Linked DNA regions of Mus musculus: region 1 is linked to region 2. A link is a loop called in an ENCODE intact Hi-C map of the cell type or tissue named here. Cell type or tissue: left cerebral cortex. All regions are shown on one strand. Each heading gives the region's core, and the rest is flanking DNA. Links, peaks and the distances in the headings are about the cores only.

The links. Hi-C counts contacts between places; a loop is a spot of excess contacts. Peaks named below come from ENCODE experiments on the same cell type or tissue, not always from the same donor. Only the 100,000 strongest peaks of a DNase experiment are listed, where the experiment ranks them.
Region 1: a loop joins it to region 2, with 2.3 times the contacts of the local background. A loop is called at or near these places in 7 of 42 quality-filtered maps.

The regions. Positions count from the first base shown.
Region 1 is chr5:110,826,179-110,841,521 of GRCm38, reverse strand. Hscb (HscB iron-sulfur cluster co-chaperone) reads left to right here and starts at 1,745. Exons shown (of 6, transcript NM_153571.2): 1 at 1,745-2,026; 2 at 5,119-5,215; 3 at 5,453-5,542; 4 at 6,723-6,867; 5 at 10,539-10,586; 6 at 12,311-12,452. The coding sequence starts at 1,794. The coding sequence ends at 12,402. Chek2 (checkpoint kinase 2) reads right to left here and starts at 1,539. Exons shown (of 15, transcript NM_016681.4): 1 at 1,474-1,539; 2 at 1-316. The coding sequence starts at 309. RefSeq lists an enhancer at 2,912-2,941. In left cerebral cortex, for the core only: a CTCF peak has its summit at 5,308 (motif pointing left); a DNase peak (open chromatin) is centred at 5,299.
Region 2 is chr5:111,206,579-111,221,921 of GRCm38, reverse strand. The region is part of intron 6 of Ttc28 (tetratricopeptide repeat domain 28); the gene reads right to left. Among named protein-coding and RNA genes, the nearest start is that of Gm35628, 21 kb to the left of the region's middle. In left cerebral cortex, for the core only: no CTCF peak of the experiment used is centred there; DNase peaks (open chromatin) are centred at 6,733 and 7,449; H3K27ac peaks cover 693 bases.

The sequences.
Region 1 (15,343 bases), core at 4,364-6,863, 380 kb after region 2:
AAGAGCCCATAGCCGAGCCCAAGGGGCAGGACCAGGTTCTTCAGGTTCTTGGTCCTCAGGAATAGAACAGAGTTCCTGGGTAGACACTGTCTCCAGCGAGCTCAGAGTCCCAGAACTGGAGTGCGAGGACTGGCTGGAGGACGGCACTGTGCCGGTAGAGGAGCTGGACGAACCCTGATACTGTGAGAGCTCGTGCAACTGAGAAGGAGTGCCTTGGGGCTGGCTGAAGCCACCCTGGGACTGTGAACAGGAAGCACTGTCATGAGCCTTCGAGGAGGTGCTGCTGTGGGACTGATGATGACTCTTCATATCCGACCTCGAAAACAAGAGTCCAACAATAAGGAACAAGGCTCTGGATTCGAGAGTGGAGAAGGGGAGGGAGCAGGAGAGGACTCGGCAGGAAAGTGCACATACTATTCTTGCAGAACCCAAGTTTCCCTACGTTCTCAGCACCAAATCTGGCAGCTCGAGGTTTCCTATAACTCCAAAGTCAGTGGCTCTGTAGTGGATCTTGGCCTCTGCAATCACCAGAGCTCACACTTGCACTTTCCCACACAGATAACATAATTAAAAGTAAAGTAAATCTCTACCCAAAATTAGTCATGTGGCTGCTATAACTCAATGGTAGATGGTTCATCACTTCTCCAACAGAAGCAAAGTACTGGATCCCACTCCCAGTATTGTCAAACATACAAAATGAAGACAGTTAAGGAGTCAAGAGTACAGTTCCCAGCACCCACATCCAAAAGATCACAAACACCTGTAATTCCAGCTCTTGGTGATACAATGCCCTCTATTGGCCCCCGTGCGCACTGCACAGACTTAGACACGTGATTAAAAAAAATACATAAAGAAATTTAAAGGAACGGGCACATTATGACCACCTCAAAATGAAAGACAGGCCCATTCATGAGTGGGGAGAAAAAAAAGTGACCATAGCAAAATCCCAGGATTATGAATAGAATTCCAGAGGCCACTTACAAAGCATTACACCATCTTCCTTCATGTACAGAAGCTGAGAATGGCTTGGTTGTCTCCTATCCATTCCTTGCCATCCTACCCCTCACGTATGCTGAGTATGCAGACGTACCCTCTTCAGTTCCTGCAGAGCCTAGCAGCGAAGATCGGGTTCTCAGTAGGTATTTGGGGAAAGCCATCTAGGGGCTGGCATGAACATTTATAATGTTCGTTATGAAAACTACTTCGCTCTGGCAACGAACAGCCCGGCGTTGTGCCTTCCTATGTGCCCAGACCTGTTTCAGCTCACAAGGAACAAGGAAAGTGAACTTCCCCCCCGCTTCCCCCCCGCGCGCCCCAAGGGCAGATAAAAAGGAAGAATTGACTATGCACAGCGCCCCCTCGCTCGCACAAGAAAGCAGACAAAGCGGAAGCTGCAGAGGGCCCATTTGCACAAGAAGCATGAGAACGGTATTCGACTCCTCAAACACTTAAAGTTTCCCACTTATGACTCACCGCGTGAGACCACCAGGAGCCGCAAACACTGCACAGCCTCCGCCAGTGGAGTGGCGCTAAACCTACGGATACAAACTCCACCCTCAACCAATCAAAAAGCCTTCCTCCCCGGCAGGACCAGTAAGAAAGCCCGAAGATGACTGCCGCGATTAGTCTCAAGGCTTGCTGGGAGTTGTAGTTTAACATGCAGAACGGGACTCGACGTCTTGGTTTCCCGCGGCTAATCCCGCCTCCTCGACTCCCTTAACCAATCAGCAGCGAGACGGTCTTTCCTCCTTTCCCTCGGGTCTTGCTACCTAGGTCAGCGAGCGGCCGTCCCAATGTGGGGATGCGGAGCCCGTGCCCTGCTGGGTGTGTGGGAGGTGCGGCTGGCAGGGTTCCTGGGAAGGAGACTTTTGGGCAGCAATGCCGCCGCGGGGAAGAGCATTGCACCGCAGTGCTGGAACTGCGGTCACGCAAGGGAAGTCGGGTGTGGGGATGAGTTCTTCTGCTCACACTGCCGCGCTCTGCAGCCTCCTGACCCCACTCGTGACTACTTCAGCCTCATGAACTGGTACGGGCGGCGCGTCGTGACGGGAAAGCAGCTCGGGCTTCGTAACCCGAGCGATCTAGGCTTGGGGCCGCGTCTGCGGGGCTGTAATTTCCAGCCAGCTTGGGGGGGTCTGAGGCTGAGGACCACAGTTCAAAGCCATCTTAGGCAATTTGCCGAGACTGATTCAAAACAACTACAAAGATGGATAAGTGTAGGCCATAGGTATAAGTAGTACCTAGTGAGATTTTAGGAGTTTTCCTGAGACGGAGAGGAAATAAAGTTACAGACTGGAGAGAAGATAAGGGTGGAGGCGGGGGTCAAACAGGAGTGAAGTTGCAGATGCCTGTCTGTGATCTAAGCACTTGTAAAGTGGAAAACACAGGTTCAGGAATTCAAGACTAGCAGTAGCTACAAGGACCTTGTTTTTAAACATCAACAAACAGAAACGGACAAGTTTACGGTATAGGGAGGTTTGAGGGCTGAGACTTCTGGAAAATCCATTGGCCAAACTTACAGGAACTGGGAGAGGTTTTTGTTTGTTTGTTTGTTTGTTTTTTAATTTAGCCTCACCTTGAAGTCTCGCCTGGCCTGCCTGGAATTCCACCAACCCCCTCTGCCTCACCAATGCCAGGATTAAAAGCATGCTAGACAACCGTAGGAGATGATACCCCACTTGGAGGCCAACCACACAAATAGGGAACATCTCATCGCAAATAAATTATTTATTTAACGGAGAAAATAAATACAAAACAAGCCAGGTGTGTTGGTGTTATGCCTGTGAGTCCAGCACTCAGAGGGTACAGCTGAGCCTGTACGTTTGATGAGACTCTGGGCTACATGAGACTAGGTCTCAAAAACCGAAAGCAATTAAGAACAAAACAAACCTAGTGTAGTAGCCTATGTCTAAAATCCCAGTGTTCAGTAGGCTGAAGGAAAAGGGTCAAAAGTGGGAACCCAACATAGGCTAAGCAGTGAGACCCTGTCTCAAGAAAACAAAAATTTAATTCAGGCTGAGAATTTGAGGGAGAGACACCAAGAAGTGTTCTCTGTACTTTGTCCCCCCCCCCCTGCCTTTTCTCTTTTTTTAAGACTTATTGATTGTATGTAAGTACACTGTAGCTGTCTTCAGACACACCCGAAGAGGGCATCAGATCTCATTACGGATAGCTGTGAGTCACCATGTGGTTGCTGGGAATTGAACTCAGGACCTCTGGAAGAGCAGTCTGTGCTCTTAACCACTGAGCCATCTCTCCAGCCCCTCCACTCTGCCTTTTTCCTCCCCTGTCTCAGAGATTGGAGAGGTACCGAAGTGTGCGCAGAGTTGAACTAAAGATTAAAATGGGAGGGCCCGCTGTGGCTGTACTCAACTATGATCCCAACCTCCAGACAAAAGCAAAAAGATACAGAGTCCAGTTTGCATCCTACAGTCAGGGCTGCACAGTAGCAGACTGCACAGACTCAGTTGGAATCACTCCCTGGAAAGAAAGGAGTGCTGAATCCTTACTTCATAGTGGTGATAAAACACATCCTTGTATTAGCCAAGGTTTGGGTTCAAATCCCAGGACTATGCTTTAAAAGAATAAAAAAAAAAAAAAAAAAAAAAGCTGAGCAGTGGTGACGCACACCTTTAATCCCAGCACATGGGAGGCAGGGGCAGGCGGATTTCTGAATTCAAGGCCAGCCTGGTCTACAGAGTGAGTTCCAGGACAGCCAGGGCTACACAGAGAAACCCTTTCTCTAAAAAAACAAAAATAAATAAAGAATACCTGCTTCTAGTTATCAAAGGCTCTGTATAGTAGTCTCTATCTGTAATTCCAACTACTCAGGAAGCTAAAGGAGGAGGAGCAAAATTTTCAGCCCTGGGCAATTGAGTAACACCCAGGATTTCTTTTTTAAGTTGCTAAACTTGGCTATATAGCAAGTTTGGAGTCTATAAGGTATTTCTAGCTCTATTTCTCTCTCTCTCTCTCTCTCTCTCTCTCTCTCTCTCCCCCCTCCCCCTTCCCCTCCCCCTCCCCCTCCCCCTCTCCCTCTCCCACACCCAAATTTTGTAATGCCAAGGCTCTAGACCCAATGACATACCTGTTAGCCCACCTATAAAGAAGGCTAAAGTGTTGTCTTGAGGGTGATGTTGGTGGCCCACGCCTTGGGAGGCAGAGGCAGATGGATTTCTGAGTTCAAGGCCAGCCTGGTCTACAAAGTGAGTTCCAGGACAGCCAGGACTATACAGAGAAACCCTGTCTCAAAAACAAACAAACAAAAAAAAACAAAAAACAGAACAAGAAACTCTGTCTCAAAAAGTAAAACATTTGAAATGTAAATAAAGAAAATAACCAATAAGAAAATAAAAAAGTGGGGCAGGAGAGATGGCTCAGCGGTTAAGAGCACTGACTGCTCTTCCGAAGGTCCTGAGTTCAAATCCCAGCAACCACATGATGGCTCACAAACCATCCTTAATGACATCTGACACCCTCTTCTGGGGTGTCTGAAGACAGCTACAGTGTACTAACATATAATAAATAAATAAATCTTTTAGAAAATAAAAAAGTAAAAAGGGGCTGGAGAGATGGCTCAGTGGTTAAGAGCACTGGCTGCTCTTCCAGAGGTCCTGAGTTCAACTCCCAGCAACCGCATGGTGGCTCACAACCACCCGTGATGGGATCTGATGCCTTCTTCTGGTATGTCTGAAGAGATCAAGAGTGTACTCACATAGATTAAATAAATTAATCCATCTTTTTTTATAAAAAATAAAAAGAGGCCTGGCAGTAGGGAGTGGCTTGACACTAAAGTTCTTGCCCAACCTATAGAGACCCTCAGTCACCAAGAGTTTACCATGCATTACACTAACCTCCCTTAATGCGTCAAGCTATCGACCTTCCAGCCAGGTCAGTGTCGTCTCTCCGCTCATGTCCCTTTCTGATCTTCGCTCCTTTGGGTCTCCTCTCTGATGTCATACCTATACCACCTCTTCCGAACCTGTTCTGTTTCCCTTCATTGCAGCTACCAGGTCTTAAAAATAACCTTTGTTTACGCGTTTATTGCATCCTCCCCGAGAGCAGAACCAGACTGTAGTAAATGGCTGGAACTATGAATGATATCTGGTTTTCTTCCAGCAACCGCTCCTTCAGGGTGGACGTTACGAAACTTCAGCACAGGTACCAGCAACTGCAGCGGCTTGTCCACCCAGATTTCTTCAGCCAAAAGTCTCAGGTATTTACTGACCCTCCCCCCAATAGTCCCCATGTATGGGCACAACTGGGTGGGTAGCTCTGTTGCTCTGGGAAAGAGTTGGGCTGCTAGCTCCACCCTGTGGCAGCCTGCCCCTAGACAGCCAGGCCCCAGAGCTGTCATTTCCTCCCAGCTTTTATCTGGCTTCCCAGATAACGGAACACACGCCAGCTTGACCAGCTCTTGTAATGATAAAACTGTTTTTACTTCTGTGAACAGACTGAAAAACACTTCTCTGACAAGCACTCCACCCTGGTGAATGATGCCTATAAGACTCTTCAGGCTCCCCTGACCAGAGGACTATATCTTGTAAGGTGATTTCCCAACCCATCTGTCTGGGACTCCTCTGTATGAGACCTAGCCTGGTCCAGGAAGCAAATGATGGGAAAAGGAAAGGAAAGAAAGAAAAAAAATTTTAAATTTTTATGCAAGAATAATCAGTGTTCTTTGTAAATCCATCTTGTTTGTTTGTATTTTCCTTTGAAAGAAAACATCACTGGTTGTAGCCCAGGCTGGCTCCAGGTTATTAATTCTCTTGCTTCACCACACCCACATCCAGCTCGTTCCTAATTTTTCTTTTCCTTCAGTACTGGGTATTGAACCTAGTGCCTTGTGCTAAGGAAGCACTCTGAACTGAGCTATGGCCCCTGCTTGATGATTACTGGATTTTCTTTCATTTGCTTGCTTCCATTTGTTTGCTTGTTCGCTTTGATGGTACTAGGTTTTGAATCCACTCAACTATATCCCCAGCTGCCTTGTTACTTTTTGAACCAGTCTCACTCAGCTGCCCAGGCTGGAATTGACATGTGATCTTCCTGCCTCAGCCTCCTGAGTAACTTGGGATGCAGCCCCACACCAAGCCAGACCTGGATCCTTTTGCATATCCTAATGTCACCCCTGATTGTAGTGCTTTAACTATTGCTTTAACTATTTTCAATGAATTTGATAAGAGTACTTGGGCTGGGCATAGTGGCGCCTGCCTTTAATCCCAGCACTTGGGAGGCAGAGGCAGGCAGATTTCTGAGTTCGAGGCCAGCCACGGCTATACAGAGAAACCCTGTCTCGGAAAAAAAAAAAAAAAAAAAAAAAAAAAAAAGGAAAGAAAAGAAAAAGAAAAACTAAAAAAAAGGAAAAAAGAAAAAAAGAGTACTTGGGAGTCTTTTTGTAAGGACATCTAGGCGATTTTAGAACTGGAGGGAAAGTTTATAAAGACTCACTTAACATCTGAGATGTGTGAGGTACCAACCATCGCTTTGATGGTACATTCAGCAGAGTGAGGTCCTATACCAGCACTCACTGTTACTAGGACAGCTCAAGTTTCTGAAGGGACACAGTGCTTATTTAGCATGTACTAGGCTCTGGGCTCCATTTCACCTGACACTCAAGGCTTCCCCCAGGAGTGCCGTGTACTCTGAAGGAGTGAGCAGTATTTACTTAACACTGAATGTTTCCTAACCAAACTCCTTTTCTTTGTGCTCCTCCCCAATAGCTAAAGCTCCAGGGAATAGAAATTCCTGAAGGGACAGATTACAAAGCAGACAGTCAGTTCCTTGTGGAAATCATGGAAATCAATGAAAGACTCGCAGACGCCCAAAGTGAGGCCGCCATGGAAGAGATAGAAGCCACTGTCAGAGGTAAAGGGAAAAATGATAATAAATATGCTTAATTTCCCCAAGGAGGACACGGCCACATTAGAGGGGAAATGAGAAGGAAAACACTTGCTGGGGGGGTAAAGAGATGGCTCAGCGGTTAAGAACTCTTCCAGAGGTCCTGAGTTCAATTCCCAGCAACTACAGGGTAACTCAGAACCATCTGTAATGGGATCCGATGCTCTCTTCTGGTGTGTCTGAACAGAGTAACAGTGTACTCATAAACATAAAATAAATAAGTCTTTAAAAAAAAAAAAGGAAGGAAGGAAGAAAATCACTTCTTGGCCTTAATTGTCATGCAAGAACTGACTTTGGAAGATAGCTTTAAGCAAGAGTGTAATCAACCAGGACAGCCAAGGCTATACAGAGAAACCCTGTCTCGGAAAAAACAAAATAAAAAAAAATAATGTAATCATACTCCAAGTATTGCAACAGTTGCTTCTATCTAGCATGCTATTTACATGCTGTCGTTATTTCTGGGGATGAAAATGACCCCGCTAGTTGGTAGAAGTTAGTAAAAATGCCCCAGGATCACACAGATCTGCAGCAGAGCAATCGCCTAAACCCTGACCTTCTGACCCAGCCTGTTCAGTTTCCATTTCATTCCATGGTGTATCAGTCAAGGGTCACTAGAAAGCCTGCAGGGGATATAGGTCTAGTTAGTTATTTCACAGAACTGGCCCAAAGGTGGAGACTGACACACAGAGCTGCTACAGGGCAAGGCCTGGGGTCATAAGGTGTTTGTGTACATGTGTGCGTGGTGCACAACCAGGAGAACTTGAGTTCAATCCCCACAATTCCACATGCTGTCTCTGACTTCCACACAGCTGCTGGGGCACACACAACACACAAACACCCACACACACCCAACCAAGTACTCTCTCACTCTAAGTAATTAATGTCATTTTAAAAATAAAATAAAAGTTGGGTGTTGCCTGAGGAGTAACACACAAATGACTTCTGACCTACACAATACTTGCATACACACACACACACACACACACACACACACACACACACACACACACATTGTAGAACAGAACAGTGGGCCAAAAGCTTAGGTTGGATTGGTTTGTTTGTTTTTTTGGGGTTTTTTGGGTTTTTTTGGTTTTTTTGACAGGGTTTCTCTGTGTAGCCCTGGCTGTCCTGGAACTTGCTCTGTAGACCAGGCTAGCTTGAAACTCAGGCATCCACCCGTCTCTGTCTCCTGGTTGTTGAAATTAAAGGTATGTACCATCTCCACCCACTTAGGTTGGATTTTTATATCACAGTCTTAAATATTTTTCTTCTGTTAGGAATCTAAATCTAGCCGGGTGTGGTGGTGCACACCTTTAATACCAACACTTGGGAGGCAGAGGCAGGCAGATTTCTGAGTTCGAGGCCAGCCTGGTCTACAGAGTGAGTTCCAGGACAGCCAGGGCTACACAGAGAAGGAACCTAAATCTGTTGGGTAAGTGCTCGACCACTGAGCACTTTATTTTACTGGGTTTGTTGTTTTTTGTGTATGTCCTGAACAGTCTTGTGTAACCTAGGGTGGCTTTAAACCCACTACTGGAACTAAGAATGACTTTAAACTGATTCTCCCGCCTCCCTCAGTGCTGCGGTTAAAGGTGTAACTGTGTCCTGCTGTCATTCAAGCAGAAGTCCTTTCCCCATTTTTTTGCACATAATGCCCTTAGCTAACTGAATGAGACCCTCTCACAGCTGAGGGTTGTCATAGTTATGGTTTCTATTGCTGTGATAAAACACCATGATCTAAAGCAACTTGGAGAGGATGGGGTTTTTTTGTTTGTTTGTTTGTTTGTTTGTTTTGATTTTTCCAGACAAGGTTTCTCTGTGTAGCCTTGGCTGTCCTGGAACTCACTTTGTAGACCAGGCTGGCCTCGAACTCAGAAATCTGCCTACCTCTGCCTCCCCAGTGCTGGGATTAAAGGCGTGAGCCTCCATGCCCGGTTGAGGATGGTTTATTGAAATAAATATTTACACTCAGATTTTCCAGTAACAGTCAATCACTGAGGGATGTCAGGGTAGGAGCCATGTGGAAATGCTGCTTACTGGCTTGCTCAGCTTGGAGATGTCTGCCTAGACCCACCTGCCTAGGGATGCCATCCACAATGGGCTGTGCCCTCCCCATCAATTATTAAATAAGAAAATACTCAAAAAAGAAATGAAGGAAGGAAGGAAGGCAGGAAGGCAGGAAGGAAGGAAATACTCTGGGGCTGGAGAGATGGCTCAGCACTTACGAGCACTGGCAGCTCTTCCAGAACATTTGGGTTCAGTTCCCAGCAACCACACGGCAACTCACAACTGTCTGTAACTCTAGCTCCAGGGAGCTGACACCTCCCACAGACATACATACAGGCAGGTAAGACACCAATACACATAGATCATTCTTAAAAAGAAAATGCTCTGCAGGCTTACCTATAGCCCAGTGAAGGTTTCCTCCTCTCAGATGACTCAAACTTGCATCAAGTTGACATAAAATTAGGCAACACAAGGATGATCTTTACCGGCTATAAATGTTAGAAGAGAAAAATAAGCAGTGATAGTTGCGTCTTTGGAACTTTGGACAGGGTTTCTCTGTGTAGCCCTGGCTGTCCTGGAACTCACTCTTGTAGACCAGGCTGGCCTCGAACTCAGAAATCAGCCTGCCTCTGCCTCCCAAGTGCTGGGATTAAAGGCATGGGCCACTACTGCCTAGCTGTCATTTTTGCATATTTGCAAAATCCTCACTTTATAATGAGCAACCATAGAAGGGTGATTTCTCCATACCTGTATTGCTCTTGGTGCTTTCTCTTCTACGATATGTAATGAAAATGTTTTCGTTTTCCTGGTTGGCTGTATATGTTATGAGTGGTTTCCTAAACACTTGGTAATGAATGAAATAAATGCCATGACTGTGGATTGTTAACATATGGAAGACTGCAAGAAAGGCAAAGCTCACACTTGACACCTGTGTTCCTTCTCTTTCCCTCAAGTTAAGAAATTCCTGGAAAACAAGAGAAAAGCTTTTTCTTGACTCACAGTTTTAGGGGTTCCGTCCATGGTGGTTCCAGTTGCTCCTGGGAATGTGGCAGGAGAGAAACAACAGAGTCTTTATCCCAGGATTCCTCTCCAGGACCTGCCTCTCATATCCTAAGCCCCTCCCACTAGGCTCCACCTCAACTTTTGGCAACTCAGGTCACCAGCCAAGCTTTCAACATTAGGATCTTTGAGGGAGATTTATCCAGACTGTAGCTCTCTTCCTTCACCCCGCTTCTTGCATGGGTGAAAATGTATACAGGGCCTGTCAGTGCTGCATTCAACAATAGCTGCTAGACAGGCATGAAGCTAACCGGTCACAAGAGAGGCAGGAGAATAGTGAGTTCAAGACCAGCCTAGCCAACACAGACAGCGAAGCCCTGTGTCAAAAGGATGCAAGGACTGAGAGTGTAACTCCATGGTAGAGACTGCACAGTATGCCTAGGGCCTTGGTACAGCCCTCAGCACTACAGAAAGGCAAAGTTCATAAAACCTTGAACCCAGGTCCTAACTCTGTATAGAGCAGCATGGTCACAAAGTACCGTCTTCATATATAACAAGTCTATTAATTACAATTGTAGGCTTTGTAAGTTTATTTAGATAGGAAAATTAAAACATTTATTTTTCTCTTTCAGCTAAACAGAAAGAATTTACTGACAATATAAACAGCGCTTTTGAACAAGGTATTCCATGTCTTTTCTAACTTACACTGATTTAGTGTGTGGTGTGCGGGTGTGCGGGCATCACGAGGAGATTAGAGGACAACTTGCAACAGTCAGCTCTCTTCGTCCACCATGAAGTCCCCCCGGGTTGTCATACTCGGCAGCAAGTGTGTGCCTTACACACTGGGCCTTTTAGACTTATTAATTTTATTTCTTTTCTTTGTTTAATTATTTTTATTTATGTCTACGAGTGTTTTGCCTACATGCATGTATGTGTACTGCATGTGTGCCTGGTGCCCTGGAGTGCCTGGAACTGGAGGTACAAGTTTTCAATCATCACTGAGACTTTTCCTCGGGGGGTGGAAAGTTATAGAAATACCTTCTGTTCAGTAAATATTAAATAACTTCACATTTCTTTTTTTTTTTTTTTTTTTGGTTTTTCAAGACAGGGTTTCTCTGTATAGCCCTGGCTGTCCTGGAACTCACTCTGTAGACCAGGCTGGCCTTGAATTTAGAAATTTGCCTGCCTCTGCCTCCCAAGTGCTGGGATTAAAGGCATGCACCACCACTCCCGGCCCGGCTTCACATTTCTAATGAATTGTCTTTTATGAAAAGAAAACGTGGGCAGCAGTGGGGAAGAGTGACCAGGAAGCAACAAAGGATACAGAAAAGGGGACAAAGGGGACAGGGCACATGGGGGCTTGGTTTGGACTTTGGTGGTGCTGGTGCTGGTGGTGGTGGTGGTATTTGTTTCTTTGGTTCTTTAGATAGGGTTTCTATCTATAGCCCTGGCTGACTTTATGTATACCTGGCTGCTGCCTCTGTCTCCTGGGTCCTGGGATTAAAAATGTGAGCTACCACCTTAACTGTGGTCTGGTATAGGAGACCAGCTAAAGTTTGCTTCCGTATAACTTATATCCTCTAAGCAAACTTATTGGTGGGTTCTCTAGATTTTCTATATACTGGTTTATTTTTTTTTTTGTTTGGTTGGTTGGATTTTAAAAAGACAGGGTTTCTCTGTGTAGCCCTGGCTGTCCTGGAACTCACTTCGTAGACCAGACAGGCCTTGAACTAAGAGCTCCACCTGCCTCTGGTTCCCAAGTGTGCTTTCATGTACAGCAAGCACTCTCATGCTTAAGTGGCAAGCACATTACACCAAGCCATCTCCCCAACCCTCTTAATTATTGATCTTTTTTAATATTTAATATTCTCAGGGTTGGCTACAAAAGACCTTGACTTTAGCTTTTTTTTTTTTTTTTTTTTTTTTTTTTTTTTTTTTGGTTTTTTGAGACAGGGTTTGTATAGCTCTGGCTGTCCTGGAACTCACTTTGTAGACCAGTCTGACCTCGAACTCAGAAATCCACCTGCCTCTGCCTCCCGAGTGCTGGGATTAAAGGTGTGCGCCACTATGCCCGGCTGACTTTAGCTTTAACATTGTGTAGTGTTTGTCTAGGTTGGAGTTTCTCAACCTGACTGACATTAGTGAAATGATGTTTTGTTTTTTTTTTTCTGAGGGAGGCTAAGATCTTTCACATCGTCCCTGCCTTTCACCCAGTAGGTCTCACTTCTACTTCCCTGCTTATGGCAGCCAAAAATATATCTAGACATTGGCAAATGTTGCTGTAGAGCACGCTCACCTTCAAGCGAAGCCACAGCCTTTGGGCCCTCAGATCTGGCAGCCTCGGATGCCAGAGCTGGGATGTACTGGCTGCTTCCTGGTCTCATTATCTCTTTGTGTGTTTCAGGTGACTTTGAAAAAGCCAAGGAACTCCTGACAAAGATGAGATACTTTTCGAACATAGAAGAAAAGATCAAGCTAAGCAAGACTCCTCTCTAGTTGCTAACTTAAAGTTTTAGAAATAAACTTTGTATTTCTTTTCTGGCTTCTGCTAATTGGAAATAGATATGGGGGTGGGGGAGCCTAGCATATGGAAGCCCGTGAGTTTGAACCCTGTTCCCACAGAAAGTGAGGAAGAAAGAGGCAAAGAGAATAGATAGGAGCCAGGCGTGGTGGCACACGCCTTTAATCCCAGCACTCGGGAGGCAGAGGCAGGCAGATTTCTGAGTTCAAGGCCAGCCTGGTCTACAAAGTGAGTTCCAGGACAGCCAGGGTTATACAGAGAAACCCTGCCTCAAAAAACCAAAAAAAAAAAAAAAAAAAGAATAGATAGACTTTAACCATTTGTGTGATTTCAGTTCAGTGATGGCTCAGATACTATTGGCTGGCAAGGTCTGTGTAGTACCTGTCAGAACTTGTGTGCTCAGTTATTCATCAGATAAGTGATACAGTAGGCACCGGGCCTAGGCTAGTAGATGAGAGGTGGAGTGGAGACAGTTCTCTGAGCCAAATAGACACACACCATCTTCAAGAGTTCAACTGTGCCTGCTTACAAAAGGTCACCATAGCTCAGCTTATGTTGATATTCCTTAGTATCCAGCTGTTCATCTCAGCCAGCAGCATGCAATTCTGCCCTAACTGCATGTGGCCTCCATGGTCACATGGTCTCCAGGTTTCTGTCGAGGCTAAGAGTGTCTAAATGGGGAGAGCTGAACAAAGGGAAGAGGGGTCCCATCTATACAGTGGTAGCGTTTGGTCGGGTGCTGCTTGTATTCAGATGCTAAATTCTGTACCCCAAGATCTGGTTGCTCCAAGATGAGCAGATCCTTACATATACCAGCTTTTGTTGTGTAAACCTGGCCCCGCAAGTTATCCAAAATTGGTTAATAAAGATGCCTATAGCCTGTAGCTAGGCAGAAGGAAGATGGGTGGGGCCTCAGGTCTCCAGGGCTTGGGGAGAAAGAATTGCCATGAGGTTGGCGCACATGGCCATGAGAACAGTCCAGGTGTAACATGGCAGGTAATAGTGGGAATAGACAAACACAGAGGCTTGATACCTGTCCAGCTCTAATGCCTTAAAAGATTTGTGTCTTTTATTTGGGAACCGTATGGTCTAAGTAGAGTAAAATCCCCCAAGATAATATTTACAGCACACGGCCATGAGGGAGTCATTGTCCATGCTGGGTGCTGATCTTCCTATGTGTACTGCTTTAGGGTCACCATCCATCTGTAAGTGACGAGTAAACTCATTGGTTCCCAGGATGAACTTTGGTCTGGCTTAACAGGCTACAGGAGCTCTATTTTAACCGCAGAGCTCTGCCATCATAGTGTGGGCAGGTGGCCGGAGAGGAGAGTATGAAACAGAAAGTAGGCCGGGGCCAGCAATGGGTTTCCCTCTGCCTAACAACCACAGCTGCTTTCTGGTGGCCTGGCCTTCAGGAAGATGTATAACCCACTTCTTTTCTTCAGCCTTGGGAATTCTGTTTGGGAACAAGCCAAGCCACCTAGGATTCTCCTTCTAGATAATGTTATCCCACTGCAAATTAAAAAAAAAAAAAAAAAAGATCGGGGATATAAAAAGAAAAAAAAAAAAAAAAAACCACAAGAATGAGAATGAATCTTGTAACTGCAGCCATGTTTTACGCTGTCTGGTCCATACCTCAAAAACGTAACTCACCTCAAAGCAGGTTAAAGGGAGTTTATTCTGGAGCCAGATGTGAATGAGCGCGGCCTAGGAACACAGATCAGAGTCCATGTTCCAGTGTGGTAGCGGCTTCATGAAGTTTTTATAGCAAAGGAACAAAGTCATAAATCAAAGCTCCTTCCACATTGGTCTCAGAATCATTAACAAGGAGTTACAGCAAAGCAGAGAAAGGCCTCAGGTGCTGTCTGATGGCCCTCTTAGCCCTTTGGCTGGTCGAAACCACAGTTTTGTTAAGTGAATACATTCCAAAAGGCTTTTCTGTGCAGGTCACAGAACATTAAGTCTGACACTGGTGGATGAGGAATGACTGTTAGGGAACTAAAGAAAGTCCAGGCTCTGGACATGTAACCTTCCAAAAGCTTGGAAGTTCTAATCAGTCAACTCCTTCAGAAAGTCTGGTTTGCTTCTTGCTGGGAACATGTGTTTCACACCCGACAGCCCACTCTTGTCAGTTTGCATACTCAGAGCGACTCCACTGCTTCCTGGATATTTGGGAACTTAGTCTAAGCCCTTGATTCACTTCCAGGCATGGAGGGGAGGCAAGTGGGTTTTCTGTCTCTGGTACAGAAAAGATTACAGTTTCAAACAGAACATTCTAATCATACAATTCCAAGAAATATTTATGCAGAGAATCCCATCTTAATTTTAAAAGTCAGGTCCAGGCCCCACGGCAATGAGGAATGCAATAAAACAACTTCCTAAAGAATCATTTGCAGCCTAAGTCCTTCCCAATTCATGTGGTTGTTGGGAATTGAATTTAGGACCTCTGCTTGCTCAGGTCAGCCAGCTCGCTCAGTCCCCTGCTTGTCCAGCCCAAAGACTTATTATTATAAATAAGTACACTGTAGCTGTCTATAGACAGCACCAGAAGAGGGCGTCAGATCTTATTACGGGTGGTTGTGAGCCACCATGTGGTTGCTGGGATTTGAACTCAGGACCTTTGGAAGAGCAGTCCGTGCTTTTACCCCCTGAACCATCTTACCAGCCCTGAGAATCAGGCTTTTGTGACCCAGTAGACACACTGGGTCATCACCAACGGGGGTCTCACGGATGTTGGATTGGAGGACAAGAGAAGAGGGACAGGCATTCTGAGGGGACATGGTATGAGGAAAGAAGTGTCCGATGCCCAGTTCACAGTGCCTCCTAGGTCAGTGTTCACAGACACTTAGGGACAACCTGGCCCAGAGAGACCTCCAGACTGGGGTGCAGCTTTAGCAGCTGTGCTGAGCCCTTTGT
Region 2 (15,343 bases), core at 6,136-8,635:
CTCAGTGATCTCTGAATAGCCTCTGGAGTCTACTGCAACATTTTAGGCACCTATATGATCGCTTGCTGGTTGGGATATAAGAGGAGGAAAGACTGAGAGTGTAGCTCTCCCTATCTGCCAACACAAGGCCTTGCTACTGCTACCCTCCTGTGGGAAAAGCTAAACCCCATTTCCCTAGAACCCCAGCCTCAGGAAAACATCCAGCTTTAGACAAAGTCTAAAGTCGTGTTTTACAGGCACACCTCCACCCTACTCAGTTGAGTGTCCTGGAGATAGACAGACAGACAGACCTGTAATGAGTCTGAGGTCTTTCTTGTTTTTGTTTTAAAATCAAAAGTCTTTCCCCACCCCCTTTAAAAACAATAAGGTCAGATTATAATCATCCCAGAGACATGGAGTGCTGGCCATAGTGGGGCATGCCTGTAATCCCAGCACCCAAGAGGTATAGGCAGGAGGGTTGTAAGTTTGAGGCCAGCCTGGGCAACAGGAGACTCTCAAAAACAGACAAAGAAAGGAAGAAAAGCAATAAGCAACCTGTGTATCTTGCTTTGTGAATAACACCCAAGACGGTGTGGCTAATGCACAAGGCGGCGGCAGGAGAGTTTCTTTCTCTTACTCTGGCCTAAGGGTCTGGGCTGGGAGCAGCAAGCAGTCAGGATAGAAATGGCTGCCCGGGGTTGCAATGATTTGTGAGGGAAGCTGCCTGCTGGTTATAGCAAACCGATCTGGTCTCCAGACAGCTGCTGCTGCTTCCTTATCTTCCACTGGCCCACAGAGAACCAGAGGAGGGCTTTCAAAATTACAGCTTCCACACACACACAGAGAAAAGCAGGGCTGGCCTGGCTGAGCTGCCCTCTCCCTCCACTGGCTGGTGTCTCCCTTGGCGGATTCAGGCAGCTGCCAGCCTGGGGCGTTCGTTCTGTGGGGACAGTGTGGCCTCTTGGCAGCTGTTCTCTTTGTTGAAGCCACATAAGAGCATCCGGAGAGCAGCACAGAATGGCTGCGCTCACGCTGAGGGGCTAATGTGCGGCTCCTCCTGCCCTTTCTTGGATGCCACTCAGATGAGGAGGTACAGAGGGGCTGTCAGCAGGGATGCCCTCCGTGACAATAGGCTGCGGGGAGGGAATTAAATGAAGATTAGTGGGACAGACAGGCCTCACAAAGCTGGGCCCTCACCAGGGCTGTGGGAGAGGACACGTGGTTAGGATGTATACATGGTCACTGTGGGTCTCCGCCATGGGCTTTCTGTGTGGGAATACTAATGTCTACTTCAAAGGCTGTGGCAAGGGCCACGAGGGCATGCTTAGCACACTCAGTGGGACTGGGTCAGACCAGACAGAGAATATTTCCACTAAGATGGCACCCCTGCCAGTTGAGCAGGGAATGCTGGTGGCTTCTCATTTGAGCTCGCTGGGACCAGGGCCTCAGTTCTTATGCACACAGCACAGAGACCAGTCATACTTCATATTGATTGCTACCAGTGCCTAGCTGGGATTTTAGAGCTGACCTGCTCTTTCCTCTGCCTTCAAGCAGACAAGAGTTCGGCCATCCGCGTGGGAAACTCGAGGTCTGGGGAACAGGAAAGACACGTTCGCCACCCCAGGCTCACCCTGTGAAGGTTGTGAGTCTCAGGGAGGAGAGGGGAGCGGCCAGCAGAATTCATGGACCCCTGTCCCCTTGGCTGTACTAGTCTACCTGCCTCCAGACAGAGCGGGACCTGGCACAGCAGTCAGGCTGAGTAAGGTCCTCCTCGGTGGGACTGTCCACAGATGAAACAGCTCCAGTGTCCCCGCTGTTTGACATATCCTAGGTATTGGGGGAGACTTGGGGTGTTTAAGCAAATAGAGGAAACAAGATGAGGAAAATCAGGCCATCAGCACGGGCACGGGAGTTGTTACACTAGTCTGCTAACAGTTAAATAATAAAGCGAGGCAGGCACGTTGGCACTGTGTGCTCTGTGTGGCCCCCTTTGGATCAGGAGGCTCTTTAGAGTAATCAAGGCCTGCTGCAGGCCTAAGCACATTTTCCCATTTTGGGGATCTCGGAAGAGGAAGTGATCGCTAGGCTGGTCGCTAGGCTCTCCAGGTTACCAGGTCTCGTGCCTACCACAAGACACTGCATGCAGATTTCACACGGGATAACCAGTACTGTGTCCTACGTTAGCTCACGGCCGTGACCTTTAGCCTTATAGGCTGGCGCACACCTTGTCTGGAGTTGGAGGGGACATGGCACTGCATCTGCTCTTTCTGGTGCCTCTGGACAGCAGATGTGGTCCCGAGATCCGTCCCTATCGGCTGGATCTCTGCCTCAAGTTTTCACATGCACCACGTCTACGTGGTTTTGAAAATATCTCGGAGCTTGGGGTATGGATGTGGGGGACGGGCCTAGTCAGACAACAGATGGCTCAAAACAAAGGTGCAAGAGCAGGCGCTAGAACTGGCCATGTCCTTGTAGGTAGCTTGCTGTTATTTTTTTTTTTTACCAAGGTTGGACAGCAAAGTATATTTTCAAACAGGGTGGTGGTGTAACTCCAAAACCACTTATCATATGACTTTATCAGCTGCAAGTGTCTTACAGAGAGGCAGGCTTTTCCACAAGCTGCCTCAGCCTGGTTCATAAATGCTGCAAAGCCACCTGAGGCCTGTGTGCCCAGGGCTTGGGTGCCAGCTGGTGACGCTGTTGGAGTGAGATCGGATCCTGGTGGGCTAGCCTCGTCAGAGGGTTAATACAGCAGAGGGTTCATAGCTGAAGGAGCACCCTGGGGACAGGCGTCTGAAGCAGATGTCTTGTCCCAGACCCCTCCTGTCTCTGTGCTGCAAGCCCACTGAGAGCTGAGCATGCCTGCTGCTGTGGCATTCTGTCCTCACCACAAGCCCCCAGTGATGGAGGCAGCTGGCTGTGGATTGTCGGGATCTCTGCAACTGGGAGCCAGGGCCTGTACTTTTAAGTAACTTTCTTGGGTATTGTATCATGATGACTGAAAGCTAAAAGTTACTCTGTGGTCTCGGAGACACAGAAAGGTCCAGAATTTAGGCCCACAGACCTCAAGAGGCAGGTTCCACTGTTATCAACCAAACTCGGCAGCCTGACTGACTTGCTTCCTGCTTTCCCACATCACACAGAATGCCTCTTTGTGCACAGGGGACACAACTCTCTGCCCATTTCTCCTCTACCGACATCTGCGCACAGCTGAGACTACATGCTGACAGCAGCCACATTGGTGCTGAGGAATTCCCAGGGCTTCAGGTGTGGGAGAAGCAGCAGCTGCTATCCCTGGTGGGTACTGTCTCCAGGGAGCTGTGCTTAGTACTCCTCTGCCTTGACACGATCCAGGCTAATGCACCTGCCTGCTTTTCCTGACAGGTCCTTCTTATTCCTCCAAGGGACTGTGGAAGTGGCCCCATGTTAGCTTTTCTTTAGCTGCCCTTCCCTGGGAGGGGCCTGCCACAGTCGTGCTGGGGAAGCTCTCACGCCCCCACTGCCTTCCCACAAGCAGGTTGGACACACCTGTCTTTTTATGGAAGCTTAAGAAAATAGATCACTTGCTCTGTGGTCCCCTCCATCCATGGTCCCAAAGGCTATAGCTGCATAAACAGTGACAAGAAGCCACCCTAAAGCAAGCATTTGCCCATATATACTTATACCTATACCTATACCCATACCCATACCCTGTGGACTTTGTACACAGACCCACTTCCTAATTCCCTGTGGGTAATCAGAGACCATGGCTACAGGTAAATTGCTCAAAAATCCCCTGGGCCTCTATGGTCATAAATCTCAGCTAGAAGGAAAGATTAATTGTATTATGGAGCAGGAGAAATAGTAATTAAAGCTACGACAAGGGGGCGGCCAGAAGGGGTGCTCCATGGCGCTGATGAAGGAGGAGGGATCAGGCACTGTCATTCCTAACAGCTTGGGCAGGAGAGCAGCTGGTGGGAAGCAAGCCCGCTGTCAGTCCCTGTTGGAGAAGACAGAGCCTGCCGTGTGTCACCGGGACCCACAATCAAAGACAGGAGGCACATGCCTCAGAGTAGCAGCACAGGGAGCTGTTTTCGTAGAATTTCTGTGACACCGAGATAGCTGTTCTGCCTCTCCTCAGTCTGGGCCTCTAAGATCGGACCAGTCCTACCTCTGTGAGCTCTTTCAGACCTGCAAAGGGTGAGCTGGTTAAAGTTTGCCACCTCCCAGGCCGGATGTCCCTGCTGGTGCTCCAGGGCTGAGCCAGCCTACGGGCAGCCCTTCCGCCCTTCCGCCCTTCCGGTCTGCCCAGTCTCTTGCTTCTTTCTGCCCTTGCTTTGGCTGTGGTGGACTTTTCCAGTAGCAGCCCCTCCCCCGATCTTCTTCATCCTGGTATGCTCCTCCCTATCCAGGAAGAGTGGAGCACCGTTAAGGGACTTGCATTGCCAGTATGTGCAGAAGAGCTGAGTTTCCTCTCGGGGCCAGGGGGGAGGATCGGCAACTCCAGTCCCCTGGTGCCACCACACCACACCGCCATTTCTCTCTGCAGTGTAGCAGCAGGAAGATGGGCTGGGGCCAGGGAGCTGCTCGAGGGCTGCATGGCCGCCCTACTGGCCACGGGTTTTGTTATGGCACCAGAACAAAATATGTTACCGCCTGATGGATAAGCTGTCTGAGCCCTTGTCCCAGGCTAGCAGTTAATACTATATGCAGCAAAGTTCATGAGATTGGAGAGACATCCACTAAGAGAGGTTTCCCCAAGAAGGTTTGAGCGCATGTGCCAAGAAGGTTTGAGGGCATGCACCTCTGGGTGCTCCAACCCCACCCTTGACCTGGTGAGACCATGGTGAGACCATGGAAGTCTGTGCACTTGAACCAGACAAACAAGCTTCACTGGCCCGAGCATTGCCTCATCCCCGTGGGGCTGATGGAAAAGGTTTTGGTTAAAATTTGTCATTAGGAAATAAAAGTAGGGTGGGGTGGTGGTGAAGAGATGGCTTAATGGTTAGGAACAGTGACTGCCCTTCCAAAGGTCCTGAGTTCAATTCCCAGTACCCACTTGGTGGCTCACAACCATCTGTAATGGGAGCTAATGCCCTCTTCTGGTGTGTCTGAGTACAGCTACAGTGAGTGTGCTCATATGCATATAGTAAAAAAAAAAAAATTTCTTTTAAAGAAAGAAATGAGAGGGGCACAGCTTATAACCCGGGCTCTTGGGAGGCAGGGCTGGGAGGTTCACCACAATCTCCATGCCAGCCTGGACTGCTGAGTGAGACCCAGAAAAGAGAGAAAAGAGGAAAAGGAAGCTTGTGATCTAACCCGTTATCTGGAGAAGCTTCACCGATACCATCCGTACCATCCCAGAAACGCTCACGTGGAGACCTTCTGGAAACTCTTTTTGGGAGACGAGAATTCTGGATCTCTCCTTCTGCTTTGCCAGGAGCTCCAACTCAGACAGGAAGTTCTGCAGTGCCAGCTGTCAGCCCCTCTGTGTATTTTTTTGTATTTGCCCTGAGTCCTGGTTTCGTATTTCTACTGCATCATCATATGATGTTATGAGTGATGTAGAATCCTTTACGGGATAAGACAATTTGCAGACAACTGGGCAATGGTCCCTTTACGCCCACTGAGCCCAGCTTTAGGTATCAAGCTGTCGGTCTGCACTTGGGGGCAAGAATAAATAAGACGGGGGATTCTTGGGTGGGAAAAGCCCCCGCAGTTCCCAATGCAGAAAGAATGAATCGTGAGCTGGCTCGCCCCACCCACCAACCCTTTCCAGAAGAACACACAGCAGTGGCAACTCTCCTCTCAGTCAGCAGGCAAGCAGCCACCGCCCAAGTCCTGCGCACCCTGGAGGGACCTCAGTGGTTGCCCTAAAGGTCTTTCCTCCGCGGAGCCCACCTCACCCTCTCTACCTCTGCGTCATCCCTAGTAGGGACGCACTGTCATCAATCATTCATTTTCCAGATGGAGAAAGTGAAGTCACAAGAAGGGAGTGGCCTAGCTGAAGTCCGACAGCTGGTTACTGTTAGTCCGGACCTGTTTCCCATCTCACCTCCCCGGAGTCAGGCTCTGCCAGCCCTCTGGAGTGAGGAACACCTGGATTTATTAGGCTCCGTTAGCTCTGACATAAACTGCTGAGCAACCTTTAAATGTGAACACTCACTGTGTTACCACAGTGCATGCCACGAGTAGAGGGTCACTGTGACAACCCGGGGTGACAGGTGTAGGAATACCCACCCATCCCCACTGTGTGGGTGAACTCACTCCAAAGCTGCCAAAGGTTTTTCTGCATCAAAGAAAAAAAGAGAGAGAGAGAATGCTTTCACCTTGTACTTTGGTAACACAAAACATACAGATGGCCACGGAGCAGGTTTGCATCAAGAGATCTGTATTTCTTTGATGATTGGCCTCTTATCTGCAGTCGATTTTACAGGACTGCTTTTGAGAGAGGATTATCACCAGTCATTAATAAGACACATCAACTGGCTTAGTGGTGATTTAAAAAAAATCATTAATAAAATTTATTCAGTATAGAAATATGTTCGTAACTAATTCAGAGATACCTCATCCATTAAACAAAAAAAAAAATATTGTTGCACAGCTCATTACAAGAGGCTGGGGGAAGAGACAAAGGCTGAGTTTTCTCTTACAAGGCATTTGCATAAATTAGTTGGGGAAAGCCTCCTCCACTGAGGGTTTTGCACTGCACAAACCCCATGTATGACGATCCTGAGAGGATCTGGGAGGCAGAAATTAGAGAGCGGCGAAGTGGCTGTGTGCACTATTACAGGAAGACACAACACCCACGAGGCACAACAACGATGCTAAGCAGCTTGTGCTGGTGCAGGGGAGATGCAGGGAAGGCAGGCTGACTGACTGCAGCACCGCACCGCACCGGGTGGGCGGGCGGGTGGGTGGCTCCTAATTGGCTAGAGTCTCCCAGTTCCTAGAAAGAGCCTCCAACTCTGAGGACAGGTCTGAGCTGAGTAAGCCATGGGGACCTAGTGTGTCCTCCAAGGGGCAAGCAGCTTCTCCTCAAGGCAACCGTCACAGGGCCTGTCACTCCGACGGACCAGAGTCACAAGCGTAGCTTTGCAGGGGCTGGCATAACCCCCGGGTGATGGCTCACTGAGGGTAGAGTAGAAATAGACATTGGGTTTCAAAGACTCAGCCGGAGGCTAGGAGTGTAGAGTGTCTTTAATCATCATATTGATTACGTTAGGATGCTGCTTTTGATATATGTAGTTAATAAAACATCACCAGTTTCACTCCATTTTACCTTTAAAACTTCAGCTACTAACAAAGATATAAGTGACTTGCAAGGCTCAGCTGCTCATTGTTTCCCTCAGCACTATGAGCTGAGGAAGGAGCCACACCCTCCTCTTCCACCTCCTCCTCTTCCTCCTCTTCCTTTCCCTCCTCTAGCCCTGAGTCTGGCCCACATCAGAACCTGTGCCAGCCTTTGCAGCACTAACCTGAATTCCCAGGGTTTGGCTCTCTAGGGCCAGATCCTTTGCCTACTCAAAAGTCTCACAAAGAAATGGGTTGATGGGAATTATTTCGGTTGACCTGCCATTCTAACAAACTACTTGATCTCAGAAAACCTCAATCTGCCCAGCTAGGTGGCTAAGGAGAAAGACTCAACCATACTCAAGGGACTGGCCTTGTGTTACCTGTCCTCAGTCACGAGGAGGAGTACAAGAGCTGTGTGATCAAAAGGGCTGAGCTGAGTGTGGGGAGGGGGAAGGAACAGAGGCTAAGAGATTACAAAGCAAGGTCCGTGTGCCTGGACAGCCTGATCTGCTGGGCTGAGAAGCACGACAGGATCTGTGGGCTGGCACTGGTGATCCAAGCATGACCAGGCCCCCTCTGCAATCCTTTCTCATTCCAGCATGTTCTCTGACGCGTGGAAGGCACAGTGACTCGGTGGGTGAAGGGCTCTCATGGCTCCTGGTTCTAGTATTTCTCGGCTGTGTGAGCCCAGGCAAGCTGTTGAATCTCAAACTTTATTTTCATTGTTTGTAAACTGTGGCTATCATGGCCCCTGTAAGGCAGTGGGAAGATGAGGTGCATGCGGTTCCCCTGGGGGCACCCAGCACCTCTCACTTTGGTGGAAATGACTCCTGCACATGGGGATGCTAGCACTTCCAGTGGCCCGCTCTGTGGGTCCCTGTGATAGTGATGGTGTGCTAGTGAGGGATGCAGACAGAAGTTCCTTTCAGCCTAATGTCAATGAGGACCCTTGGGTACCTTGCTTCCACATCAAGGCTGACAAGCTGGGCCTGACATGTGGCTTTCTGACAGGCTAAATTTCTAATAAGCTCTTAGGGGACAAGAGCCAGGACACAGTGTAGGGGCTGAGGCTAAGTGGAAATGTTTGCATGAAGGGACAGCTCTCCCACCTGGATCAGCTTTGGAACTGGAATGTGCAAAGGTCTGACCAGGGCTCCTTGCTGAGAACCCCACGCTTATGCTAATTCAACACTCGGCCAAGCCTTTGATATCCAAGCTACCCTCTCCCCAGATTTAGATGTGTCTGCCTTTGCTTGCACCCCATGAAGAAGAGAAGGCCTGTGTTCAGACCCAAGGCTGTGTCTACCACTCTGGAGAAGCAGGTACACAGGCAGTGTCTGTTTGGTAAGCACCGAATCCTCCATATCCAGGAGGACCGCCTACCTCCAAGACCTCTGCAGGACAAGTCCCTGAGACATCAGAGGATCTGCATGGACCTCGTGGCCATCTGTGCTACCGATGTAGGGTAAGCGCTGTGTTGTTAGGGAATAAAGACCAGGGGGAAAATCCAGACTTTTCATTTCAAGGTTGACCAAGTCTGTGACCACGGAACCTGAGTGTCAGATCCACTGTTCAGTACTTGGCCGTGGTGTGGGCAGAGAGCTGCTAACCCACTCCTTTCAAGAAAGTTCTATCTAGTAATTATGTTTACAAGCTTGGATGTTTCAAAACTTGGAGCAGAAACTTTTCCCAGGGAAATATTTTATCTAAAATTAGTTTCCTGGTGAAGTTTTGGGAACCTGAGGAACCACACACACTAACTGTGGATACAGCTGACCCTTTCTATGCCTCGACTTTGTCAGATAGCTACAGCCACGGGCTGCCTGCAGACAAGGCTTTGGCACAGGAATCCTCTCTGATTATTTTCTTCTGTCCCTGGGCTAATCCCTAAGGTAGTAGTGTTGGAAGAAGACACATCCTTTACTCAAAAGACTCAGAAATTTTGATTTCTTGTATTTGAGTCTTTTATGCCAAAGATGTTAAGAGATAGATTGTTGGGGAATGTGAGTGCTGTGGTCTGACCATCCAGCCAGAGGTGTGTATCCCTGAGAGTGGCCTGGAGACAACAGAATGCAGTGTTAGGCCTTCGGTCCTACTAATCAGACGACACCCTTGCTTTGGAGAGAGGTACACCTAACCTGGCCTGCAGCACAGTCCTCAGCCTGGCACCTTCAGGTGTGACTCTGATGCATCCAAGGGCAGGGGCGTGTCCAGTCCTTCAGTAAACAACTAGAGAAGTGCAGGGTCTGCTCCTGATGCCAGGAGGCGAAGAAATAGGAGACCTTACCAGCTCTGACCTCTAGTTGAGATTGCAAGAGGAAAATGAAGTATCTTGAGTTGTTGCTACAGAAACTAAGCTCTGGATAAAAGATGGAAGACCCCGTTTTCAGTTTTGGCACGGGCCTCCCAGGACCGTGGCCTTCTCCCTTTCTTTTTTACTGTGAAGTAATGAATTTCATAGGGAGCTGCGGAGGCAGCATGGGGACCTTTTGGGTTTCCTGGGACAGATACCTATGAGGACACTGGTGTGCCACTCAGCGTCTTGTCACCAGTGAGTGACGGCTCCAGCCGCCCTGAGTCCTCACCAGCACTTGGTGTTGCCTGTCTTGTCCGAGCCTGGTTTTTGGTGCCCTGCACCAACAGATACCTCACGCGCTTATTAATAAAGTAGTCCCACTGCACCTTGTGGGAGAGCTGGACTTAGGCTCTCCTCAGTTGGTGACTCCTGGCATAGACGCAGGTGGAAAAAGGCTCTCCCTCCCAGGGGGTGTGGAGGGGACTAGGAGTCTGACCACGCTCCAGAGAGTATACAGACAACACAAGATAGACTAGTTTTCTCCTTTTAGGGGGAGGGGTAGGAGGGCTGAGGGGCAGACGTGGGAAGATTAAGGGGTGACCCTGATCGGGGTGCATGATGTGACATTCCCAAATAATCTATTAAAAAATAAATAAGTAAAAAAAATTAGTCCACATTGTTTGCTTTTCTACTGTTGACTCTGTCTTCATCCCTGGTCTCGCAACCACCCTTGCCCGTGGTATATAACTCTTTCAGCATGCTTTTAAAGCCCATTCCCTAATGTTCTGTTAAGAATTTTATATCTAGCCAGCAGGATCGCTCAGTAGGTAAAGGAGGCTGCCACCCAAGACGCCAGTCTGGAGTCTGATCCCTGGATCCATGTAGCGGTAAGAGGGACAGACTCCATAGAACTGTCATCCCCCTGTGTGTAGCACAGGCTGAGACAGACTCCACAGAGCTGTCTTCCCCCCTGTGTGTAGCACAGGCTAGACCGTGGCACACCCCCACAGCCATCATGTGTATCTACATGGCTTTGTAGAAGAGGTTGGGAGTTTCTCCTTTAGGTTTCTAGGAGAGTGAAACACTTGTGCTGACTCCTTAAGTGTTTCGTACATTTATCCTTCAAAACCGGCAAGAGATCTCAGTGAGAGATTTCTTTTGGGGGGAAGTTTAACTATAAACTTGGCTTTCTAACCAGGTTGAACAGTCCTTAGGTTACTGCTTTTCAAATAATTGCTCCACATTATTTCAGCTGACAAATATCTGTGTGCATCCTGTGGACAGGAGGTGTGTACCACCCTCTCCACTTCCTGTGTACAGGCAGTGTGCGGCACGGTCCCCACTTCTCTCTAAATGCCTGCAGGTCAACACTGATGCCCTTCACTTCATTCCCAGTATTTGTGACTCATGTTTCACTGCGGATTTGTGAACTGTATCGACCTTTTCAAAGAGCAGCTTTTATTTTTATTGATCACTGTTTTTTGTCCTTCTGTTTCCCTATTTGCTCGTGGGCTTTGGGTCACTGGTTTTTGCTTTTACTTTATAATGTCCTTTCTCCTGGCCCGTTTGCTCTCCTAGTTTCTGCGGGGGAAGCAGATGATGGACTTGAGGCTGTTCCTCTCCTGGTACCAGGATCTCCCTGCCATTGCCGCTCCAGCCGAGCCCCACACATTCTGATAACTTATTGCTTGCACTCAGTTCTGCACATTATCCCTCTCCCTCCCAATGTTCGGACAGACCGATGGATGATGTGGGTACACTCCTTAGTTTCTCAGTGTTTGCATGTTTTTCCAGCTCTCTGGTTTGGTTCCATCGAGTTTGGACAACATCCTCTGTGTGACCTCAAATCTTTCTAATCAGATTTTCTTTAATTTCTCATATGGCCCAGGATGTTAGCCACCTTGATAAATGTCTGTGTCTGCCTATATCCTGATGGAATGTTGTGGAGATGCCATGTGTTCCTGTTGGTCCAGGTGCAGGTGGGAAAGTCTTTCAGTTTGCCTGTATTTCTGCTCTTACTGTATTCTCCGTCCTTCTTGGTGCTCCAAAAACTCCTGCTTTCGTTCCCTTTCTGTATAAAGTGCTATCTTGCTATTGTCTTGGTGTCTTAGTTAAGGTTTTACTGCTATGAACAGACACCATGACCAAGGCAACTCTTCTAAGGACAACATTTAATTGGGTCTGGCTTACAGGTTCAAAGCTTCAGTCTATTATCATCAAGGTGGAAGACTGACTTCCAGGTAGCTAGGATGAGGTCTTATAGCCCACATCCACAGAGACACACCTACTCCAACATGGCCACACCTCCAAATAGTGCCACTCCTTGGGCCAAGCATATACAAACCATCACACTAGGAATGAGTCTGCTGTTGACAAATTCTGTTGATTTTCCTCTAACTGAGAATGTCTTGATTTCCATTTTGGTGGGATACAGGATTCCAGGCTGACATAGGCAGATTCTTTCAGCCCTCAGGGATCATTCTCTTTCCAGTCTCTTCTGAGAACTGCACTGCTGTTCTCTTGCCCCTCTTATGGTTTCTCCCTAGGGTCTAGCTCCGGTTCCCCAAGCTTGACTACCGTGCATCTCTGTGTAGCTCTGCAGGGAATGAGGTGCTGAGAACAAAGCAGTGCCCTAAAGACTCCCTGTCCATCACTCCTTTCCTGGTTCCTCCACTAGATCTAGCTTTTCTTAGATTGTATCTTTCTGGGAAAGGGGATCAGCTACTTCTGGGTGTGGGTGTGAACCAGCTCCAGCTCTATGTGGCAGTCACATGTCTACCATTACACTCTTTCACAAGATAATGGAGCAAGTGTCTTAGGCTGGCAAGATGGCTCGGTGGGCAGAGTGCTTGCTGCCAAGCCTGAAGGCCTGAGTTCCAGCCCCAGGATCCACATAGCAGAGGGAGAGAAGCAATACAAGTTGTTCTCTCACCACACACGTGTGCCTATGCACACACATGTGAGCCCACGTGGTAACTCAGGTCTTAACTGCCGAGCCATCGCTCTTTCCCTGGAAATGCATTTTAAAACCGCAGCTCTCCTTCTGAGGAGTTTAGCTCATTCCCTGGAATAGATCGCAGCAGCAAGTGTCTCACACACACAAATCGTTATGATCTCAAGATACCATCAGAATTGTTAGAGCTTGCTTTTATGAGTGTTTAATACTGTAGATGGGTGGGCTGCTCGACTCTAGGGAAGAGACCCCCAAGCCCTTCAAATGTTCCAGTGGATTCCTCACTGCCACCAATTAAACAGCAACGCCAAACGAAGGTTTGCAAGTTGGTGTTCCAGGGGAGCTAAGGGGCTAAGAAGCAAGTGCGTACGAGAAGGGCCTGATTGTCCCGTGTGCATCCCCAGTATAGAGTCTCCATCAAGATGCCTGTCCCGCCAAAGCTGGTGCCTCCTTGACAAGAGGTGAGGGCAACCTGAGACGCCGAGCTGCTGGTTGGACTTGGCCAGTGACACCTTGGCTTTAATAGTTTGGGAAAATCCTGCTCATCACCGAGACCAAACAAGCTGACTGCAGATTCCACCCTCCACCCCAGGCAGAATGTGAGGAGGCCATGTGTGTCAGCTGCCACTGCATCCTGAGCTCTCCGCCACTAGGCGGCATTGCCTCTCCAAACAGCACATAACTCCATGTGCATTAGAGATCTGATGGGGCTTGTGTTCCATTAGGAGGAAATCAATATTGTTAAACTGAACTCAAAGGTATGAGCAAAGAATAAAGGATTGTTCAAATAAATGGAGATAACAATGACCATCGGTTCCCAAGCACAGACACAGAAGCAAGCATGAAGCATGAGACTCCACGTCCTTCCGTCCACTCCTTCCTTTCCCCGAGTTTGGGAAGGGATGGGAGATCTAAAGGGATTAAAGACGGTGAGAATCAAGATGCTGCCCTGCCTTCTGTGAACTACCCCTTGTCCTAAGGGATGCACAGACCCCAAGGGCTGATGCTGGGTACAGGGATGAGCTAAACTAGCTGGAAATAAACCTCAAGCAACTCACATGGTAGACTGGGGGAGGGGGGCGGTGTGCAAGGCGGGAATATGGAAGGAAATGCAAACAGCCTAGATTGGAGCATGAGGTAACAGAAAACAAAGCCTGCTTCTGAGGAACATTTACAGCTCAGGGGGACCTGGGAGGACAGACAGACAAGCCTGTGGGACAAAGACAGATGCCCCACCACAGTCTGTTTTTGAGTGAGCAGTGTGGGTGGGGTTGGCTGTCAGAATCAGGGGCACTGAATGAAAGCTTACTTGAGTGAGATGGTGCCCTCTGCAGGAAGGAGGAGAGGAAGCCTGCTTGCCTGGAGCCCCTCCCCACCCGGCTGAGAGACAGCTCTGTAGTTCAAATTCCTGACTCTGAGCTGAGGTCCCAGTCTCCCATCTCTGCAGTCCTGTAAGCTCTAAATTGCTTGAGCCTCCCATATCCCCAGAAAGGTCCCTTTCTCCTCCCAACCTTTTGGCTTTCTGGCCCTGAGCTTCCTTCCCATCTTCCTCTGATCTGTGGTTTCACGCACAGAGGCTAGGACCATGAAACCAACTACATTCAACCAGGTGGTCTGTGTAGAAAGACCCACCTACAACATGCCAGCAATGTCTTGGCAACCGTTCAGGAAGGTGGCTAAGGAAAAGCTCTTGTTCCTGGGGAGATCTGAGTGTGGCTCCAGCTATTTGGGACGCCCTAAACAGCATGCAACCATGTAACCTCCCTACCCATCAGGTGCAGAGTAGCTGTGGGGTCAAGATAAAGTTGAGAGCCACAAGGTCCCATCAGCACAAGGTGGACTCTGATGGGAAACCTTAAAGCAGGTACAGCCTGGGGGTGGCTGGGAATGATATACCTGTGATCTGAAATGGCCCTAGAGATGAAAGGGCTGCACATGGCTCTGTCTAAAGAGGCTTTAATGTTGCTGTGAACTGATACTGTTCACACCGACCCACCGATCTCAGCCTCTGGAACATCTGCTTCCAGACTGTCGATCCTTCAGAGGGCGTAGGTCAACCCAAGTGCCACACAGCATCCCAGTAAGAGCTCCATCTATTAGCACTGCCTTTCTGGGGTCCCTGAATCATTTCACAGGCTATACACACACAGCACGGTCATGCTACCCATGACCCAGACGCTCTAGAAATGGCTGCAATCTTCTCAATAAAGGCAGGTTAATTAAATACATAACTAAGTAGGCATGGCTTTATAGCTCTTTTACTTATTCATATAAACAAACCTATAGATCAGAAATATGCATTTCTTCAGGTCAGATTCCTAAGACTTGATTTTTTTTTTACACTTGGAGAAACAGTTACTGGAATTATTTTTCAATTATGGGTTTATTAGCTTGGCCCAAAAATCTAAGACTGGAATTAATATTTTAAATGCAGAAGAGGAGGGGGAAGAGGAGGAGGTGTCCTATCACTAAATAACATGAAACATTGTTGCTATTAAGTCTCAGGACTGTGGTTCTACAGGTCAGCAAGGAGTAAAGAGCAATGTTGGCATTCGAACCCAAGACTGTAGTGGGTCTGACGCTGCTTGCATCCTGTAGCTAAAAACGGGTTCCTCAGTGTGAGGTTGCCTCCTACGAGCAGATGCCATGTGAACCTTCTCCCCATTTCAACTGGTCAATAAAAGGCCAGCGCCTGTGATTGGGCAGAGCCTCGAGGGAGTAAGACAGGACTGGAGGTTCCAGAGGAGGTTCCAGGTTGGGGAAGGGAAGAGGGCAGACACTGAAGAGGAAGCTGCCACGGACCAGACTCCCACTGCAGGGAGAAACAAAATAACAAGGGA